2 separate regions of the Homo sapiens genome follow, and region 1 is linked to region 2. The links are chromatin loops, found by intact Hi-C in ENCODE. Cell type or tissue: A673. All regions are shown on one strand. Links, peaks and the distances in the headings refer to the core of each region. The heading gives the core; the rest is flanking DNA. Region 1 has its middle 15 kb from the start of WDR75. Region 2 overlaps COL3A1 (collagen type III alpha 1 chain).

Region 1 (9,167 bases), core at 665-8,664, 420 kb before region 2:
CCAGATTGCAGAAGTTGTCTGCTGCCTTTTGTTCAGCTATGCCCTGCCCACAGAAGTGGAGTCTATAGAGGCAGTAGGCCCTGCTGAGCTGCAGTGGGCCTCCACCCAGTTCAAGCTTTCTGGCTGCTTTGTTTACCTACTCAAGCCTCAGCAATGGAGGATGCCCCTCCTCCAGCCAGGCTGAGTTTGATCTCAGACTGCTGCACTAGCAGTGAGCAATGCTCCGTGGGTGTGGGTCCTGCGGAGCCAGGCACAGGAGAGAATCTCCTTGTCTGACAGTTGCTAAGACCTTGGGAAAAGCACAGTATTTGGCCAGGAGTGTCCTGTTTTTCCAGGTACAGTCTGTCATGGCTTCCCTTGGCTAGCAAAGGGAAATCCCCCAACCCCTTGTGTTTCCTGGGTGAGGTGACCTCAGGCCCTAACATCTTTGTTAGTCCTGGGTATCTTTTCCTCTCACTCATGTAGCTGTATCTCCTTTTAGTTTAGCTTCCTTTGTTTCACACATCTTCTTTAGAACCCCTCCATTAGATGAGTATCTATATCTCAACTCAACTGTGAATAGGGATAGTTTTCTTTCTGTAGGACTTCAGAGTCCTGTGCAAGTTGTGATATTTATGGATAATCAAGATATTCCCTAAACATTCTTGGGCAGGAGAATTGGGAGGTAGGTGCAGTGCAAGGGAGAGGAGTTGGCCTAACTCCACTAATATGCTGTGGCCCGTGTTTTACTTCTTTGAGAGCAACTTCAAAGCAAATCTGTCAATGCCAGTAAATACATTAAAGAACTAACTGTGGGGGAGAGTTAGTAAAAATTAATAAAGCCTTTTCCTTTTATACCATAAGAATGTGACCTTCACTTAATTTTCTCTCTGTTCCACTGGAAATCAGATGAAGATAGAATGTCAACGATGTTACAGTCAGTATTGCCTACAGTAATATTATCCCTGAATGATAAATTGCAACCAAACAAGAAGGAGTTATAAATGTCCCATAAATACCTGAAGATAGAATGTCAACTATGTTACAGTCAATATTGCCTATGGTAATATTATCCCTGATTGATAAATTGCAACTAAACAAGGAGGAATTATAAATGTCCCATAAATATCTGATGAGAGTGCTATAATTTGGGCTTCCCTGAGTGTGTTAACTCTTGTAATTGGGTATGTCTCTCATGTGAATCCTGGAAGCCTGTGGAGTTGCTACAAGAGATATAGTGTCTTGTGGGACATGAGACTCTTAAGTAGGGCAACCCCTGAACCTGCCAGATGAGAAGTAAATGAAATAAGCAATGAAGGTGAAACTGAAGTTATACTTTTAAAATCTCATACCCCCAGGCATCACCTTAGAGTCAACCTTCTTTGAAACCACTGTCTCAGAGAAATCCCTCCAAGACACAGGTAATTAGAGAGGGTATGTGAACCAAGGAGCCAATCAAATTCTCCCACATAAGAATTTGGGACACAGAAGATGAAGCTGAGGACCACAAGGATTTAGATACTGATGCTGTAAGTTATTCCTTTCTTTTTTTTAAATTTAACACTTTCTAAAAATTGACAGATAAAATTCTATGTATTTATTATGTACAACACGATGACTTGAAGCACATATACCTTGTGGAATGGTTAAACCTACCTAATTAATATATATGTATCAACTCACATGGTTATCATTTTTGTGTTGAGAACACTTAACATTGACTCTCTTAGCATTCCTCAAGAGTGCAACATATTGCCATTTATTATGGTCCCTATGCTGTACAATAGCCCTCTTGAATTTATTCTTCCGGCCTGATTGTAATTTTGTGTTCTTTGACCAAAATCTCCCTAACAACCACTCCCACAATCACTGCAGCCTCTGGTAACCACCATTCTACTTTCTATTTTTTGACATTGACTTTTTAAGTTGCCTCATTATGAGTGAGATCATGTGGTGTATTAGGCCATTCTTGTGCTGCTATAAAGAAATAGCTGGTACTGGATAATTTATAAAGAAAATAGGTTTAATTGGCTCATGGTTCTGCAGGCTGTACAGGAAGCATAATTCTGGCATATGCTCAGCTTCTGGGAGGCCTCAGAAACTTGCAATCATGGCAGAAGGCAAAGGGAGAGTGAGACATCTTACATGGCAAAAGCAGGACTGAGAGATGGGGAAGTGCTTCATACTTTTTTATTTTTTTTTTCAGACGGAGTCTCACTCTGTCACTGAGGCTGGAGTGCAGTGGCACAGTCTTGGCTCACTGCAACCTCCGCCTCCTGGGTTCAAGCAATTCTCCTGCCTCAGCCTTCCAAATAGCTGGGACTACAGGTGCGTGCCACCACACCCAGCTAATTTTTGTATTTTTAGTAGAGATGGGATTTCACTATGTTAGCCAGGCTAGTCTCAAACTCCTGACCTCATGATCCACCTGCCTTGGTCACCCAAAGTGCTGGGATTACAGGTGTGAGCCACCATGCCTGGCTCACAGTTTTAAACAACCAGATATCATGAGAACTCTATCATGTGAATAGCACTAGGGGTATAGGGCTAAATAATTCATGAGAAACCACCCCCATGATTCAGTCACCTTCTACCTCCAGCATTGGGGATTATATTTTAACATGAGATCTGGGCAGGTACACACACCAAACCATATCATTTCACCCTGCCGCTTCCCAAATCTCATGCCCCTCTCACATTTCAAAATACAATCATGCCTTCCCAACAATGGCCCAAAGTCTTAACTCAGTCTAGCATTAACTCGAAAGTCCACAGTCCAAAGTCTCCTTTGAGGCAAGACTAGTCCCTTCTGCCTATGAGCCTGTAGAATAAAAAACAAGCTAGTTTCTTTCAAGATACAATGGGGGTAAAGGCATTGGGTAAATGCTTTCATTCCAAATGTAAGAAATTGGCCAAAACCAAGGGGCTACAGGCCCCATGCAAGTCTGAAACTCAGCAGGGCAGGTATTGGGTAATTACTTCTATTCCGAGGGAGAAATCAGCCAAAGAAAGAGTCTATAGGCCTGTGCAAGTCTGAAAGTCAGCAGGGGGTTGAGAGCTTAAAGTAATTAAATCTTAAAGCTCCAAAATAATGTATTTCGACTCCTTGTCCCATATTCAGGGCATGCTGGTACAAAAGGTGGGCTCCCGAAGCCTTGGGAAGCTCTGTCCCTGTGGCTTTGCAGGGTTCACCCACTCTGGCTGCTCTCATGGGCTGGCATTGAATGTCTGTGGCTTTTCCAGATGCATGATCCAAGCTGTTGGTGGAGCTACAATTCTGGGGTCTGAAGGATGGTGGTCCTCTTCTCATAGCTCCACTAGGCAGTGCCCCATTGGGGATTCTGTGTGGGGGCTCCAACCCCACATTTTCCTTCTGCATTGTCCTAGTAAAGGGTCTCCGTGAGGGCTCTGCCCCTGCAGCTGGCTTCTGCCTGGACATTCAGGCTATTCCATACGTTTTCTAAAATCTAGGCAGAGGCTCCCAAGCCTCAACTCTTGGACTCTGTGCACCTACAGGTTTAACACCATGTGGAAGCTACCAAGGTTTACAGCTTGCGCTCTCTGAAGCAATAGCCTGAGGTGTACCTGAGCCCCTTTGAGCTACAGCTGGAGCTGGAGTGGCTACGATGTAGGGAACAGTTTCCTGAGGCTGCATGGGGCAGAGGGGCCCTGGGCCTGGCCCAATAAACCATTCTTCCCTCCTAGACATCTGGGCCTGTGATGGGAGGGGCTGTCATGAGGGTCTCTGAAATGCCTTTGAGGTCTTTCTCCCATTGTCTTGGCTATCAGCACTTGCCTTCCTTTTAGTTATGCAAATTTCTGCAGGCTGCTTCAATTCCTCCCCTGAAAATGGGCTTTTCTTTTGTACTACATGGCAAAGCTGCAAATTTTCCAAACTTTTACACTTTGCTTCCCTTTTAGATATAAGTTTCAGTTTTAGGTCATTTCTTTGCTCATGCATAGAAGCATAGGTTGTTAGAGGTAGCCAGGTCACATCTTGAATGTTTTGCTGCTTAGAAATTTCTTCTGCCAGATACACTAAATCATCCCTTTTAAGTTCTAAGTTCCACACATCGCTAGAGCAGGGCACAATACAGCCAGATTCTTTGCTAAAGCATAGCGGAAGTGACCTTTACTGAAGTTTGTGAACCCTGAAAATCTGAGACAGTTAATTTAGAAAGTTGATTTTGCCAAGGTTGAGGACACATGCTCATGACGCAGCCTCAGGAGGTCCTGATGACATGTGCCCAAGGTGGTTAGAGCACAGTTTGGCTTTACATTTATGGAGACATGAGACATCAATCAACATATGTAAGATGAACAGTGGTTCCGTCTGAAAAGATGGGAAAACTCGAAGCAAAGATGGTAAGACTTTAAGCAGGGAGGGGGCTTCCAGGTCATAGGCAGATAAGAGACAAGTGGTTGCATTCTTTTGAGTTTCTGATTAGCCTCCCCAAAGGATGCAATTAGAAATGTATTTATCTCAGTGAGCAGAGGGGTGACTTTGAATAGAATGGGAGGCAGTCCTAAGCAGTTCCCAGCTTGACTTTTCCCTTTAGCTTAGTAAGGTCCTAATTTCTATCTGAGACCTCCTCAGTCTGGAATTCCTTGTCCATATCACTATCAGCATTTGGGTCATAACAACTTATCAAGTCTCTAGGAAGTTCCAAACTTTCCCTTGTCTTCCTGTCTTCTTCTGAGCTCTCCAAACTCTTCCAACCTGCCCATTACCCAGTTTCAAAGTCATTTCCACATTATCAGGTATCTTTATAGCAATGCCTCACTCTTGAATACCAATTTTCTGTATTTACTGCTATAAGGAAATATCTGAGACTGGGTGATTTATAAAGAAAAGAAGTTTAATTGGCTCAGGATTCCACAGGCTATACAGGAAGCATAATTCTGGCATCTGCTCAGATTCTGGGGAGGCCTCAGGAAATGTGCAATTATAGCAGAAGGCAAAGGGGGAGTGAGGCATCTTACATGGCAGGAGCAGGACCAAGAATGGGAGGGAGGTGCTACACACTTTTAAACAACTGGATCTCATGAGAACTCTGTTACGAGAACAGCATCAGGGGGATGATGTAAACCATTCATGAGAAACTGCCCCCATGATTCAAGCACCTTCCACAAGGCCCCACAATCAGCACTGGGGATTACATTTCAACATAAGATTGGGGTGGGGACAGAAATTCAAATTGTATCATGTGGTATTTGTCTTTCTGCACCTGTTTTATTTCACTTTGCATAATGTCCTCTAGGTTTATCCGTGTTGTATTAAATGACAGAATTTTATTCTTATTTTATGGCTGCATAGTATTTCATTGTGTATATATACCACTTTAAAAAATTCTATTCATCTGTTTATGGATACTTAAATTGATTCCATATCTCAGCTATGTTGCTTGCAGTAAACACGAGAGTGCAGATAGCTCTTTGACATACTGATTTCATTTTCTTTGGCTATATACCCAGTAGTGGGATTGCTCGATCATATAATAGTTTCATTTTTTTATTTTTTGAGGAAACTCCATATTGTTTCCTATAATGGTTGTATTAATTTGCATTCCCACCAACAGTGTGCAAGAATTTCCTTTTCTTCACATCTTTGCCAACTTTTGTTATCTTTTGTCTTTTCGATAATAGTCATTCTAACAGAAGTGAGATGATACCTCCTTGTGGTTTTGCATGTGCTGTGAGATAAGAGTCTAATTTCCTTCTTTGCATGAGGATGTCCATTTTTCCCAATACAATTTATTGAAGAGACTGTCCTTTCCCCACTGTGTGTAGTTTGTCAAAAATAAGTTGGCTGCAAATGAGCAGATTTATTTCTGGGCTATTTTGTTCCATTGGCATATATATCTGTTTTTATGTTAGTACCACGGCTGTTGGGTTACTAGAGCTTTGTAATATATCTTGAAGTCAGGTACTGTGATGCCTCTAGCTTTGGTCTTTTTGCTTAAGATGATTTTGGCTAATCAGGTCTTTTTTTGTTCCACACAAATTTTAGAATGTTTTTTCTCTTTATGTAAAGAATGCCATTGCTATTTTGATAAGGATTGCATTGAATATATTTGGGTAGTGTGGACATTGTAACAATATTAGTTATTTCAGTCCATGAATACAAGTACCTTTCTGTTTATTTATGCCTTCTTCAATTTATCTCATAAATGTTTTATGATTTTCAGTGTAGATTTCTTTCATCTCCATGGTTAAATTTATTTCTAAGTATTTTATTTCTTTTGTAGCTACTATAAGTGGAATTGTTTTCTTGATTTCCCTTTCAAGTAGATTGCTGAAGTACCACTGACTTTTGTATGTTGATTTTGTATCCTGCATCTTTACTGAATTTGTTTATTAGTTATAACAATTATTTGGAAGATTTTTTAGTTTTTAAAAAAAGTACATAAAGTCATGTCATCTGCAAATAGAGACAACTTCTTCCTTACTAATTTGGATGGCTTTTATTTCTTTCCTTTGCCTAACGGCTCATTAGAACTTCCAGTACTATGTTGAATAAAAGTGGTGAAAATAAGCATGTTTGTCTTGTTCCAGGTATTAAAAGAAAAGGTTTAATTTTTCCCCATTGAATATTCTGTTAGCTATGGCCTTTATTGTGTTAAGGTACATTTCTTTTGTACCTAATTTATTCACAGTTTTTTAATCATTAAAATATGTTAAATTTTGTCAAGTGCTTTTTCTGAATATATTGAAATGATATAATTGTGTCTTTCATTCTGTTAATGTGGTGTATTACATTTATTGATTTGCATATGTTGAATCATCCTTGCATTTCTGGGATGAATCCCACTTGATCATGGTGAAGGATCTTTTTAAGATACTATTTAATTTGTTTTACTGGTAATTTGTTGAGCATTTTTGCATCTTTGTTCCTCAGGGATGTTGGCCTGTAGCTTTTTTTTTTCCCCCTCGTCTGATTTGGTATGCTAGTCTCATAAAATACATTTATTAGTATTCCCTCCTCTCCAATTTTTTGGAAGAGTTTGAGAAGGATTGGTATTAATTATCCTTTAAAGGTTTGGTAGAATTCAGCAATGAAGCCACCAGGTCCTGGGTTTTTCTTTGATAGGTGACATTTTATTACAAATTCAATCACTTTTCTTGTTATTGATCTGTTCAGAATTTCCTTTTCTTTATAGTTCAATCTTGTATGTGTCAAGGAATTTATCCATTTCCTCTGTGTTACACAATTTGTTGGCATATAATTGTTCATAATAGTCTCTTATTATCCTTTGTATTTATGTGTTATCCACTGTGATATTTTTTGTTTCATTTCTAATTTTATTTTTGTTTTCTTCTCTTTTTTCCTTAGTCTAGCTAAATGTTTTTTCTAATCTTTTCAAAATACTAACTCTTCATTAAAAAAATTTCCTATTATTTTCCTAGTTTCTATTTCATTTATTTCTTTTCTGATCTTTATTATTTCCTTCTTTCTACTAAATTTGGGCTTAATTTTTTCCTATTTTTTTAGTTCCTTAAGGTGCAATGTTAGGTTGTTTATTTGAAATTTTTATTTTTTGATGTAGGCACTTAGTGCTGAAAACTTCCCTCTTAAAACTGCTTTTGTTATATCCCATAGCTTTTGATATGATTTTCAGTGTAGATTTCTTTCATCTCCATGGCTTTTGATATTGTGTTTTCATTTCCATTTGTCTCAAGATATGTTTTAAAGTTCCTTTTAATTTTGTCATTGACCCATTTGTTGTTTAGCAGTATGTTTTTAAATATCCATTTTTTGGGGTGAATTTTCTTTTCTTTCTTTTTTTTTTTTTTTTTGAGACAGAGTTTCGCTCTTGTTGCCCAGGCTGGAGTGCAACGGCACAATCTCGGCTCACCACAACCTCCGCCTCCCAGGTTCAAGCAATTCTCCTGCCTCAGCCTCCTGAGTAGCTGGGATTATAGGCGTGTGCCATCATGCCTGGCTAATTTTTGTATTTTTAGTAGAGACGGGGTTTCACCATGTTGGTCAAGCTGGTCTCGAACTCCTGACCTCGTGATTTGCTCGCCTTGGCCTACCAAAATGCTGGAATTACAGGTGTGAGCCACCACGCCTGGCCTTGGGTGAATTTTCTGAAGTTCCTCCTGTTATTGACTTCTAATTTTATACCAGGTGGTCAGAAAAAATGCTTAATGTGATTTCAATCTTACTGAATTTAAAACTTGTTTTGTAGCCTAACACATGATTTATACTGGAGAGTGCTCCATGTGCCATTGAGAGAATGTGTGTTCTGCATATGTCCATTAGGTTCAGTTGACCTAAATAGTAGTTTAAATACTATGCTTTCTGACTGATTTCCTTTCTGGATTATCTGTTCATTGCTAAAAGCAGGGTATTGAAGTCTTTGAGTTTACAAATTCTTTCTTCTGCTTGATCAATTCTGCTGTTTGAGCTCTTTATTATATTTTACATTTTGTTCATTGCATTTTTTTAGTTCCAAAATTTCTGTTTCTTAAAATATTATTTCAATCTCTGTTAAATTTTTCATTCTGGTCACTTATTGTTTTGTTAATTTCTTTGAATTATCTCTCTCTATTTTCCTAAAGTTTGCCAAGTTTCCTGAAAACAGTTATTATAAATGTTTTGTCGGGCAGTTCATATGTCTCCAGCTCTTTAGGGCCAGTCACTGGCACTTTATTTTTTCTCTCTGGTGTTGTCATGTTTTCCTAAATGTTCTTGGTCATTGTGGCTATGTGATAATGCCTGCACATGTGAAGAAGTAGGTACTTATTCCAGTCTTCATAGACTGAATTTGTCTAAGAATGCCTTCCAATAGTAAGCCTGTCCAGAGATTCTGGGCAGATCATCTGGTATGGCTGCTATTCTTGGGACCACCGTGGCCATTGCAGTCCTAGGGAGCATCATAAGCTTGGACTGCTATGGCTGGCACAATGCCAGGCTGGAATCTTGTGGTTACTGAAGCTGGTGTGGAGCTGGGATGTGCTAGAAATCCTTAGTCATAGAGGCTGGTACATTGCTAAGACTGTGAAGCCCACAGCTGCTGAGGTCTGCCTCCTGTCTGCCACTGAGATTTGTCCAAGGCCCAAGGCCACTGTAGATGGTCAGTGGTGATGCAGACTGCAGATTGAGTCTGTCTTGCAGGAGCTGTGGTTCCCACTTGGTCCCTGGGCAGTCATTGAGGCTAGGTCTGTGGGCACTGGCCTGGAGT
Region 2 (8,000 bases), core at 1-8,000:
AAAAGTAAATAATTTCATTATAATAGAATTATAGTATGCATGCAATTATTGGAAGTTAATATTGTTTTTGCCTTCAAAGTGCTAAAGCCCTGTTTATAGCTTTCTCAGGGGATCTAGACAGAAAAGTTGGGCAAGAGCCCTGTTAACTTGGCCTTGCATTTACCCAGCATATAGATAGTTGGTCTGATTAATATGATTTCGGGTTTCAGTAATGAATTCTTTATTGACTACTGCCAAGTACTTCTGGTATTGACTTATTCACACATTTGTCTAAGGAACAACTAGCATTAAAACTGTAAAACAAATGACAGTGGATATTTTGGTTGGCAGATCTGACATTCTACCTTCTACCTACAAATGTCTTTATTGAAGGAAATAGACAAACAAGACAGATGCTGCTTTTGGGAACTCACACTTTCTCCTCTGTCACCACTCTTTCCAGCTGGACCGACAGGACCAGGTGGGCCTGGATGACCAGGAGCGCCAGGGGCACCAGGAGAGCCATTTTCACCACGATCACCCTGTGAACAAATTCATAGGTACAAAATAAACATGATGATCACTTATTTTGATAACACAAATCAATTGCACATGTGTTTATTATACCTTGCCACCAGGAGATCCATCTCGGCCTGGAAGACCATCTGATCCAGGGTTTCCCTGATTAAAAAATGAGAAAGGAAATAAAATTTCTTGAAACCTTCCAAATGCCATTTCATCCATGCATTCTCAGCAGGGCAATATAATTCTCAAGGGGGTTAAAATTGGTTCTTGGGGGTAAGAAATCTTAGATATTACAAAGCAGTGTGGCCCTTCAAAGGGTCACAATGTCCAGACAGATAGTTAGTGTATTCATGGAGGAGAGGTGATTAGAAAAATGATATCCAAAAAGAGTCTTTACAGACCTCTAATAAATAAAAGTTTAAGAAATAGTGATCTAAACTGTTAGTGGAAATCTACAGTTTAATTAGTTTGCTTTAATCATTCCACATTGTATACATATATTAAAACATCACATTGTACCTTATAAATGTATACAATTATGATTTGTTAATTATAAATAATATTAATTTTAAATTCTTTAAAAATAATAAAAGACTAACCATAGATAACCGTAGAATATTTTCACTCAGAAAACATGTCAATTGTGGTTCTCCCCACTAACTTTTTTCCTAATTTAGTTAGAGATAATATTTTCTCCACAAATGATTATTCATTGGGTAAATACTAATGAACAAGAGCTTTTAAGTCTATCCTAAATTGTAATGAAAGAATTTCTGTTATTAGAGATAGAAGAACTTTGCTATGTGGCCATATTTACACTCTTAGACATTAAAGCTCAATTTCACCTTTGCTGAAATAAATTATCAAATTCTACCTGGCTGGTTGAATAAAAACTGCTACTCACATCTCTTCCAGGTTCACCAGCTGTACCAGCCAGACCAGGAAGACCCTGGGGTCCAGGGGGACCACGTTCTCCACTGAGACCGTTAGCTCCTGGTTTCCCACTTTCACCCTGTATACAAAGGAATGAAAAACATTTTGTTTCAACTTAAGAAATCAATTAAAATGGTGTTATCAGATATCTTTATTTTCAGGTAAAAAACTTATTTTATTTAATCTTCATTGAATTTTAAAATTAAAACTATGCCTGCTATGGGAAAAAATATGGGGGAGCAAGCTTCTTGCATTTTCTAACTTGCTCAGTGACTCTGGATGGCAAAGGGCTGAATAGTTACATTGATTATCTAATTCAGAATACTGTACATTGTAATCTGAGATGAATACATAAACATGATTAGTATAGGGAAAAACAATAATGAGCCATCATGAAACTAGAGGTGTATGGTGATCCTTAAAATTAGGTTATTTGTCTCTATCTGAAGAATATACACTTACCAGAAATATCATATCAATTGAACACACTTAAATATGAAATATTAATTTTATGACAATATTACATAACATTTTGTTGAAAGAAGTACTTAAAGTGCCATAATACGAGCCCTAATAAAAATGCAATTTTATTATCCTGTTTACCAAACGAATGTTTTAGATGCTAAGCACTAGAATGTTATAGGAATATAATACTAGTGAAAGAGAGTCAGGAGTGCAAGATGACTTGAATGGATGGATAACTAGCATTAATGAAAGACTTTCCAAGATCTATAAGCTAACACTATTTCCCCCTTCAAAACTGACAGTCAACAAATTGAAGAATATTCACAAGTTTCCTAAAAGAGGTGTTTGAGATGGCAATATTGTTTTCATCATATTAATTTATTTGTGTTTATATTCAAGGTTTGTCTATGATATGCCCTGTTTTGTGTTCTGGAGCCATTTATTAAAATTTATGCTTTTAAAAATCTAAAAATAAAAAAAAATTATCTCCTGGCTAATTTACTCCAGTGACAGAAAAACTTTTCATCCTTGATATGGTTAAGTGATCTCTGAAGGCTACCAAAGGAAGGAAGAGTGTAGTGGAAAATGACTATACTCACCTTGACACCCTGAGGGCCAGGGCTTCCCCTAGGACCTGGCATGCCTGGTGGTCCTGCAAGACCCCGTGCTCCAGTGATCCCAGCAATCCCAAGTGGGCCTGGAGCTCCCTAATACAGATAATGAAGACTTAGCTCATCTTTATGTGACAGTGTTTTTCTCTAATCGATTTGTGATAAAAATCAAAATAGTAGAATCAATTTAAAAAAATGAAGTTACTTACTGGTGGGCCCTGGGCACCAGGCGATCCCTTCTCTCCTGGTTGGCCAGCATCACCTTTTGGTCCAGACACTCCAGGGCTGCCAGGAGCACCAGTGTTACCCGCAGGACCTGGGGGCCCATCCTTGCCTGGAGAACCGCTGGGACCTGGGGGTCCTGGGTTACCCTACAAATAATTGTTTGAAATTTGAATATTTATAATAAAAAGTGCATTTTTTCTTTCTTTTTTTACTTACTTCAAATAATTTTATTTGAGACTTACTAGAGAAATAAGTAGCAATGTGTAAGTTTCTCATCCTATACATACATGAATGCTCTTTCTGAAGTGTATGATGAGAAAAGACTTTAACAATTACTTACATTACTACCAGGAGGACCAGGAAGACCACGAGCACCAGGGAAGCCAGCAGCACCCTGTGAAATGGTAATATATTTTTGAATTTCAAAAGTAGAACAAATAACTGTACAACAAACAAAAAGTATAATGTGTGGCATGATCTGCATTGTACCTGAAAGTCATTTATGGTTTGTGTTTCCCCTTGGAATTTACATATAACTCATGTATGAATGAGCGATTACAATTTTTACATTCTCTTTATGGAACTAGTGTCTCAAATGCAGCTTTTATACAGGTTGATATCAATTAATGCTTTTCAATAATAGTTAAGAGGATCAATACTTACAGGTCCACCAGGACTGCCACGTTCACCTTTGACACCTTGGGGACCAGGAGGACCCTATATGAAATGGAAGGAAATTATGTAAGAATAGCACCAAAATCAAAATTTGGGAAAAGCATTAAGCCTTTGAAAACCAGGAACTCTATGAAGAGGTTAAAATAACTTTTAGATTGCTGGTGCTGAGATTCATACTTGGACTATATTCATATAAAGATTATATTCTTGACACTATGACATGCTATCTCAGTATAAAATATTAAATTACTGATAAACCTCCATGTTTTTCCATTAGAACACTTAGGACTTACAGAGGGGGGAGAGGGAGAGAGAGAGGGAGAGATAGACAGATAATCAATAGATAGATAGATGATAGATAGATAGACAGAGAAAGAGGAAGGAACTTACAGCAGGTCCAGAACCTCCAGGGGGTCCTGCAACTCCAGGAGGGCCTCCTTCACCTTTCTCACCCGGAGCCCCTCTTTCTCCTTTACCACCAGGTTCACCATTCTGTCCCTACATGCAACAACAACAGCAATCTCTCAGCTGACACTCTTTATGATACAATTGGCTTATTATTATTTCTCTTCAGAATATAGAATTCTTCAGATGGAAGGAGTTGAAATAAAATTTAAAAACAAGGCTTTCTGAAGACATGACAAAATGAAGCCAATCAAAATATTTTCATGATCAAAGAACATGACCAAGAAAGCATAAACTGTGCATTATTTGCCATTAGGGAGGGAGGAAGTGTCTCTAAGGATTAAACATTTGAAAATCAGCACCAGTAAATTTTTTTGAGAAAGACCGGATTTAAGAGAAAATTTTAATTAGTACCATCTTATAATGGAAGAATTTACAAAAATTCAGAGTGCTTTTAAATCCATGATACTGCTTTAGTTCATTACCCAGTCATAAAAGCAGGACAGGTGTTTTTATTTCCATCTTTCAAAGAGCGACAATAGGGGTAAAGTAAAACAAAATAGGGGTACAATAATCCTATAGGGAATGAGCAGCTAAAATGAGACTAGAAACCAAACTTGACTATACTTTTGTAATTTTTCAGCAAGATAGAGATCCTGGGCTATGGGACATGTATGTATAAATATTCACACTTACAGGAGCACCAGGGAAACCAGCAGGTCCTGGAGGGCCAGTTTCACCTCTCTCACCCTGAAGAGAAAAATATCCTCCTTAGTCACAGTGAAGTGTGCGTCATCTCCTTTAGGCAGGAAATGTCATCTTATCATCTTATCTTTTCTTTCCTTTAAGCAGGAAATGTGCAGAGTAGCCAATAAACTTCTGAAGACTTTGCCACTTCTCAATAAAATTAGGAGTGGAAAATACCAGAACCATTGATTCCTTCTGCCTCCTACTGTGATATTATTTGCAAGAAAAATAGTTTGAGAATTTTAAAGTATTTAACACATTTATATATATAGATATTTATGTATTTCAATATATGGTAGAAGCTTAACTGAAAAATTAACTGATTTATTTTTAAAAACCATTTACTAAATATCTTTCCAGAGTCTTAAATCCTGAAGGTCAAGACTTTTAAATCTAGAAGGAGTCTCAGGCAAAGATTCTATAGGCTTAAGAAATACCTAATTACAAACATGTACTACTTGTGCAATTCATGTATTTTTTCCAAAGTTATTTAGGAAAGAAATCCTGATTTAAAATGGTCTCCTGTGAATGTTAGATTTAAGAAATTTAACATTCCCTTGCATGCTATATGGTTCCTTATATGGTTTTTGAAGATAATATCTCCAAATTGAGGCTCAGGGAACTGAGGGCAAAACTGCCAAAAAGGGAAGCATAAGTAGCTACTGTCTGTATGGGGTTAAAAAGTATGTTGAGAATGTCTTTAACACTTACAGGGCTACCACGAGGTCCAGCTATACCTGGAAGTCCGGGGGCACCACCTTCACCCTGGAAAAAGAGAAGCCATGTCACTGTCTTGCATCCAAAAGAGAGAGACATTTTCTTTTTATATCCAGGTAGTATTAAGGGTTACCTTATCTCCAGGCTGGCCAGCTGGGCCAGGAGGACCAATAGGACCAGTAGGACCCTAGAGGAAATAAAAATATTTTTTAATTTTGAAGATACAAATATCGTTTTTTGCATTAATCAAACAGAAAGTATATAGACATAGATACCTAATAAACTAGATAACATACTTTTTAAAAATTTTTATGGCTTGAATGCTATGCTTTTCTCTCAATGTGTAAATACTGCAGAGCTCAGTAAACACAAGCCTCTTTGGGGATAACTCTGGGAGAAAATAGGATTCAGCAATAGTTTATTGATTCATTTATCTTTATCTCCATTGTAGAAGATAAATAGGATGTCATGTAAGATCTTACAGTAATGTCTTTTTAAATTAAAGTACATTTCTTTATTCAATTGCTTGATAATTTAAATGTTTTCTCAAAGTCTCATTGTACATATTAAATTTTTCAACTTGAAATTTTCAAATAGTAGTTTTACTTATATTACAAAACTGAAGTATTGAGCACTCTTTTTACCTGAATGACGGCTTATCTACTTAGTCTGTCAAAAGCGAAGCATTTATGAATTTCTTTAAGGCAACTATTATATAAATTTATTAAAAGACTTAATTATAATCATATTTAGGAGATGTTTTTTGTTTTGTTTTTGACTTTTAGTTTGAATTATAGATTCATAGGATGCTGCAAAGGAATATACAGGGAAATTCTGTGCACTTTTCTCCCAGCGTCCCCTAATGTTAACATCTTACACAACTATAATATAATATCAAAACTAGGAAATTGACATTGATACCATCCATAGAGCATGTTCAGATTTCACCAGTGATACACACACTCATTTATGTGTGTGTATATGTAGCTCTATAGAATTTTATCCCATGTGTAGATGTGCCTGACTACCACCTCAATCAAGATACTCAAATGTGCAATCACCATAAGACTCCCTTGTGTCATGTCTCCATAGCCACATCCATCTCTCTCTTTCTCATTCTTAACTGCTAGCAACCACTAATCTGTTCTACATCTCTACAAGGAAGTTATTTTGCAAATATTGTAGGAATGGAATCATGCAGTATGTATCCCTTGGTGACTGAATTTTCTTCACTGAGTATGTTGTCCTTGAGGTTTGTATAATTTGCTGTGTGTACAGCATCAATTGTTCATTCCTTTTTGTTGCTAAATACTATACAATTTTTAAATATTAAGTCTATTAATGAGGAGTACTTACTATATTGAATTTTGATGACTTTTAGTTTCTTAATGAGCAGCATTGATTATCCTAAATTTCAGTGATTATCTCAGATTTTAGTGACTCACAAATGCTAGTTTGTGACCTTTATCGTACTCTTGAGGCTTTTTCATTCTTTAGTCACTGTAGATCTATCAAGTAGCCATAGATATAGACCACAAATTTCATTATAAATCAAGTCATTCGGGTCTTTAGGTGGTAAAATATCTAATTTCTCTTGAGTAGTTTTTGGAAAAAATTAAAGTTGAAGTGCAGGACTGTCCCATATGACATATAGATAAGGCCTGCTTCTCCTCACTGGGAATACTCACCCTTGGGCCATCTTTCCCTGGGACACCATCAGCACCTGGACCGCCTGGTTCACCCTGTCAAATAAAAGCCAATGTCATCAGATTCAAAGTATCTTCAGTGAAAATCAGCCAAGAAGAGGAGTAACTCTCAGGATTTGTAGGGATATATATTGGGTGTTCTAATTCATTGTTGCTTTAGGAATCCATCTTAAATTTCACTTACTATAAAATGATAACATTAATTTTGAAAATACAGTCGATTACTTTCCAGGAGTGTTGCTTTTTTTAAAACCTACAATGACTGATTTATTGAACAATTAAGAGAAAACAAGTCAACACCTTGTCACCCTTTGGACCAGGACTTCCAAGACCTCCTCTTTCTCCAGGCATTCCTTGCAGACCAGGAGTACCAGCAGCACCAGGTGGCCCAGGAGGACCAGCAGCACCCTGAAAATAAGTGAGAAATAATAAATGATCAGAAGGAAATCAAATGCATTTTTTAAACCTAGGTGAATGGAATGCTGTGGAGTTACCTTTCCTCCTTCGGGACCAGGGGGACCAGCTCCACCTCTAAGTCCTGGGGCCCCTGCCAATCCAGGAGGTCCACGTTCACCAGGGGCACCAGCATCACCCTGTGACAAAAATATGTAAATAACCATATTAGACAACCCAAAGCTAAAAACAAAGCACCTTAACTTGCATCATTTTGAATCAGGCCACTAGGTTATTATATTGTGAACAATCTAGAAATTTGTATACTTAAAAATAGTTGAACAGCTGGGTGGGAACTAGAAGCTTAAAAGAGTGTCTAAAATAAAACTTGGATACTTAGTCTGGTTAAGTGTGAGCTGTCATTGAAATACTTATTATTTTATTCACAAGAGCAACATTTTAAAGTTCTTTTTACCAAAACAGTTTTCCTACATAGAATCAACATATTGGCAATATTTTTCCGTTTGAAATTTTAAGCCCGTATTTGATTCTGTAGTGATTATGAATGTCAGAGAATTGGACCTTCCAGATTAAAGCAAATTTAATGTATTGAAAGTGT

The links. Peaks named below come from ENCODE experiments on the same cell type or tissue, not always from the same donor. Only the 100,000 strongest peaks of a DNase experiment are listed, where the experiment ranks them.
Region 1: a loop joins it to region 2, with 3 times the contacts of the local background. A loop is called at or near these places in 6 of 110 quality-filtered maps.

Annotation. Positions count from the first base shown.
Region 1 is chr2:189,421,633-189,430,799 of GRCh38, reverse strand. It overlaps a transcript of COL5A2 not described here. Among named protein-coding and RNA genes, the nearest start is that of WDR75, 15 kb to the left of the region's middle. RefSeq lists an enhancer at 3,502-4,104. In A673, for the core only: no CTCF peak of the experiment used is centred there; DNase peaks (open chromatin) are centred at 4,369, 4,489 and 4,929; H3K27ac peaks cover 2,745 bases.
Region 2 is chr2:188,998,866-189,006,865 of GRCh38, reverse strand. It overlaps COL3A1 (collagen type III alpha 1 chain), which reads right to left. Exons shown (of 51, transcript NM_000090.4): 30 at 7,483-7,581; 31 at 7,289-7,396; 32 at 6,971-7,024; 33 at 5,416-5,469; 34 at 5,277-5,330; 35 at 4,515-4,568; 36 at 3,804-3,911; 37 at 3,402-3,455; 38 at 3,079-3,132; 39 at 2,723-2,884; 40 at 2,502-2,609; 41 at 1,409-1,516; 42 at 607-660; 43 at 414-521. Among named protein-coding and RNA genes, the nearest start is that of MIR3606, 7.2 kb to the right of the region's middle. RefSeq lists an enhancer at 4,183-5,382. In A673, for the core only: no CTCF peak of the experiment used is centred there; a DNase peak (open chromatin) is centred at 4,635; H3K27ac peaks cover 1,539 bases.